Regions from separate parts of the Homo sapiens genome. Here region 2 is linked to region 1. The links are chromatin loops, found by intact Hi-C in ENCODE. Cell type or tissue: K562. All regions are shown on one strand.

What was found. Peaks named below come from ENCODE experiments on the same cell type or tissue, not always from the same donor. Only the 100,000 strongest peaks of a DNase experiment are listed, where the experiment ranks them.
Region 2: it touches region 1 in a loop (3-fold over the local background); 2 of 110 quality-filtered maps call a loop at or near these places.

The regions. Positions count from the first base shown.
Region 1 is chr2:12,168,202-12,170,701 of GRCh38, reverse strand. All of the region lies in intron 3 of MIR3681HG (MIR3681 host gene), which reads right to left. Among named protein-coding and RNA genes, the nearest start is that of MIR3681, 30 kb to the left of the region's middle. In K562, no CTCF peak of the experiment used is centred here; a DNase peak (open chromatin) is centred at 1,501.
Region 2 is chr2:11,957,470-11,959,969 of GRCh38, reverse strand. No RefSeq gene overlaps it. Among named protein-coding and RNA genes, the nearest start is that of MIR3681HG, 48 kb to the left of the region's middle. In K562, a CTCF peak has its summit at 1,352; no DNase peak of the experiment used is centred here.

The DNA.
Region 1 (2,500 bases):
TCTTTTGAGGGAGTGTTTACGTTTAAGTGTTACATATAAGTGTTTTACAAAATCCTAAGACCGTGTGCCACATCACCAAGGCCCCTCTGCCTTGGAAGAGGCCAGGAGCGTGGTGAGGTACCCTGAAGCTCAAGCACCACTGGCCTCACGGCAAACCTGCTGTGTCCAGGCCCACATCTCATCCTCCCTGGCATCCGGCTCGCAGAAGACATTCTGAGCCCGTGTACCAATGAATGAAAGATTAAGTAATTCATCCACAAACACAGATCCAAGTAGGAGTAAGGCATTTCTTAACCTTAGACTTAAAAGATGATTTGATTCCTTCTGTTTAGATAACAAGGGCTTTTTTTTCCTTTGAGGTCTGACCTCACTTACTATTTTTGCCTGAGTCCCTGCAGTGGGACTGGGACGGACACACAGGCTGTGATGACAGGGTCTAAACACACAGGAGCCGGGGAAGCTGGTCATCTGGTCTTTGCAACCAGTTTAGAAAAATCCCCCAAGAAATTTGTGTTTCATTTCAAAGTTAAACCACTAAAGAATCAAAGAAGGGAGCTGAAATGCAAATTTAGGGCTCATTTTAACTTTAGGAGGATTTAAGGTCTTTGTCTCAGTGCCAAAAGCTTTCTCTTTGTGGAGAATCCAAGTCATTAGGTTGCCCTGGCATTTGCTGGGGTTTACAATAAAATAGTTAGAGGCTTTTTCACAGTCACCCAGCATTAGGAGACGTGTTGTGTGGCACGTCATGCCTCTCATACCACAAGGAATTCTGGAACCACTCCTCCCCTTCCTTCCTGCTGTCACTGCCCTGGTTTGGCCTCAGAAGCGGGTCTGAGATGAACAAAGAGGCACTGGATGTGAGATCACACCGACCTAAGTCCCTCTCTGACTGGCCCTGACGTACCAGCTGCGTCATTGAAACTTCTCTGAGCCTCTATTTATTTATAAGATCCCAGCATTCAGTAGCTGCCACCATCTTGGCATCTTCCCATACCCTGGGTACAATTTCAAGCTCCTTTTGTATGAAACAGGAATCCCAATTTTTCATCTCAGGTAGCTGAAGAGTGACATCTGAAGTGTCACTTAGAATCACTACCCTGGCTTCTATCTTCAGCTGCAGAGAAGACTGTGCTACCAAGAGGATAAATATGAAAGGGTCTCTCTCACCAGCCTGAAAACAGCCGGAAGGTACAGTCATGTGCCATGAAGGGCTCAATGGAGGTGGCTGGGTCATGCCAGGGTATGCAATTAGGAGCTGGAAACCATACAAAGATAAACTGAACAGGTCAGATGGTAAAATCAAGAGATGATGTACGAGATAGGAAACTATCTTCTGGTAGTCTCATGCCTCCCTAGGGAAGCATGAGACCTGTTTCGCCTCTAGGGAACCAGCAACTCATTACTGAATCACTAAAATGTTGTTGACGAACTCCTCAAGCCCCAGAAGGAAATGAGCTTATGTCCTTGCCCGTGTCTCCCTTTCATGCCTCTGAACCTCCTCCCCAGGCAGTTGATGAAATGGTCATTTGTACAGGGGTCACTGTGAGTTCAGAGCAGCCTGCAGTTCTCCAATTCACAGCAATAAGAGCTGGATGTGTTTCAATTAGGTTCACAAGACTATGAAGTCATCCTGGATCCCAATCAGCTGATTAAAAATAATCACATTGCATTTTCAGAGAACTTGAGTATTTTGAGGATAGGAAAGAGTCTAATTATTTTTCTATATGATTGCCTCATTCTAACTATTCCACAGTGGCAATGGAAACTAATGTTTTCCAGCACCTCCCATTGACTAGGCCCCTTGCTAGTTGTTTTTCCTGTGTTACTTCCTCTTATCCTGACATCAAACCTTGAAGGCAGAATCATCATCTCCATTTTAGAGATAAAGAGACTGCAATTTAACATGCAAAGCTTAAGGTGACTTCCCTACACCTGTACAGTCAGGACAGTCTGGTTCTAATCTTGGAACTTAATCTGTTCAACTCCGAATCGGATCCAGCCAGGGCCTAAAGTTCACCTTCTTCTCTCTGGGCCCCCTGTGGCCTTCTTTCCTTCGGATCTGACTTTCCCAGAGACCACGTGAAGTGGTCAGGCAGAGCTCGTGCAGCTCCAGTCCAGGCTGAGAAGAGCACAGGCTGAGTAGTGGCTGTCATCATGTTCAGGCTAGGCTGGTTCAGCTTGATCAATGTCAACAGGATTTCCAAAGTCAGAAGTGCCCTAGGCACCAGGTGAATTGACATGGTTCAGCTCTTCAGAAGATAGCTGTGCTCTCATTTTGCTCAGGGCCAGTATGCTGCTATTACTGCGTTAATTTCCTGCTGGCTCTATTTTCCTATCCACCTTGCAGTTTTAGAATATGTCCCTCAAAAGAAATAGACACAAGTGTTCTCAGATTCTCAGTAAAATCTCACCTTGGGGTTTCAGCTTTCCAGGATGGCGCCGCTCACACCATTCCTTCTCCTGGAATGCCTGTTCAGTCATCTGCTTTTCCACCTGACGT
Region 2 (2,500 bases), 210 kb after region 1:
GTGAAGAATGTCAATGGTAGTTTAATGGGAATAGCATTAAATCTATAAATTGCTCTGGGCAATATGGCCATTTTCACAATATTGATGCTTCCTATCCATGAGCATAGAATGTTTTTCCATTTGTTTGTGTCTCTGATTTCTTTGAGCAGTGGTTTATAGTTCTCCTTGAAGAGGTCCTTCACTTCCCTTGTTAATTGTATTCCTAGGTATTTTATTCTTTTTGTAGCAATTGTGAATGAGAGTTCATTCATGATTTGGTTCTTGGTTTGCCTGTTGTTTGTGTATAGAAATGCTAGCGATTTTCGCACATTGATTTTGTATGCTGAGACTTTGCTGAAGTTGCTTACCAGCCCAGGGCACAGGGCTTGGAAGGTCTGTAGTCAAGCAGGGTTATTCCAAGTGGTGCATCTATGGAGGTACCACCCCAGAACGGAGAGACAAGTTTTCATAGAAAGAAAAATCACTCACTAGGTGTGAAGCTGGGACAAGCACAAAACTAGAGAATGGGCAAGGATTAGGGAAGCAAGAGGTCCAAACAGGACACAGTGCTAATGCTGCAAAGAATGAGAATTCATTTGTTAAAAACAGATATATTCTAATATTGTTGCTATCGTTGATTATGTAAGCATGTTAAGAATATGTTAAAGCATGTTAAGTCCCTAGGCTTCTCAAATCCTCTTCCTCTCCCTTTACTGTTATATAACATAATCAGACTGGACATGGGCTCATGAGAGGGATGTAGGTCTCAGTTCAATTCGATAAATATTTATGGTACATCAGACACTTTGCAAAGAGCTAGGATACAGAGTTCCTTGACTTCAAGAAACAAACAGATACTCCTTTCCTTCAAAAATAGGAAAAATGCATCCCTGCCTTCAAAAAGCAAGTAGTCTCTTCAAAAAATGCTTGAATAATTTCAGTACAGAGGGCTAAGTGTTTAACACAGTGTCTGATAACAAATACCCAATGCATATCTGTTGAAGGCATGAACGAATGATAGAAGTACACCTCCAGTGGTACATGAGTATAGCGCAGAAATGAGTACAGTCTAAGGTAGGACATGATTGAAAGAAAAATCAATTCAGTAAAAAAAATTAATAAATGTGAAATGAAGTGATATGTTTTAGACCACTTTGGATTTTACGAAATACTTGTACATGGAATGTCTCATTTATACTCACACCAACAAATAAGGAAGGTAGAATCCCTCCTCATTTTTCATATAAGTCAATAGAAAAGTAGGAAACAGGCCAAGGTCACCCAGCTAATGAAAGTCAGAGCTGGTACTTAAACCCATTTCTTGCAACTCTAAAGTTTGTGTATTTTACAGAAGCCCATGCTGCCACCAAGAGTCGACAAGTCTCAGATCTCTACTTGGAACCTTGCATTCAAAATGTACTTCCACTACCATTTTCTAAGGTGTCTACCATTGACTAAGGTGTCATTTCGGCTTCCAAAATGGGAAGGTGGGGAATCTTATGAAATTTCTGGAGCCATCACCTTGACTCTCTTTTCCTGGCCCCAGCAGATAGAAAAACAAATGGTGAAAAGGAAAATGATAATAGTAGTAAAATGATAGTATTAATAAAGTAGTAGATATACTCTTTAACAAAAATGCATTAAATGAATGCAAATCATTTAACAAATCATCAGTCATAATCACAGGAAGGTATTGTTAGCATAATGTTTGAGGGAACAATAAAATCATACATATATACCATTTTCAGGTACAGCATCATCAATTTAACTTTGTGAGAAATTGAGCTACTTTTTGCAGTTCTCCGAGCATTGAGTCCTTGCATGTAAATGAGAAATAACTTGGGCTACTAATGAGAACTCTGAACATAAAGGCAGCACCAAAGCATGGTGCTGCATGAATGAAATGGCTATTTACATTTGTTTAATTGTCTAGTTAATTAGGGGACCATAAAATCAGAATGGGCTTGAGAGTTAAAGGGATAGCAGAGAAAATGCAACTGATAGTCTTCTGCTCCTTATCAAATCAAGATTCGCCTGTAAATAATTGCTCCCTGGAAGTTTGCTTCCTATTGCATACCTTGTCAAATCTAAAGGGATCTGCTCAGCATCCTAAAAGCCTCCAAGACCTCATTCCTCCGTGGTGGGCAGTAGAAAGAGCAGTGTGCTAGAAGTGTGAACCCAGAGGTCTCACTCCATCTTGGAAAAGCCTCCACCCTTCCTCCTCCTCTCCCATGTCAGTCCTCCCCAGGGACCCCACCCATGGGCTTCCAGCCAGAGTCATGGATCACCCCATCCTGCCCACTCTACTTCCTTCACACAGCCACATCCATCTGCTCCTTTGCAGCACAGGTCAGGGCTCACCTTCCACCTGGGCTGTGGCTACCACCTAGTCAGCCTACCTGTCTCCAGCCTCCCTCTGTACTGCAAGGTAATCCTCTAAGACACAAATCAGATCAAGTCACTCTCACAATGGAAACTCTTTACTGTTTCTCACAACCTTAGAGTAACCGAAGATGAGAAT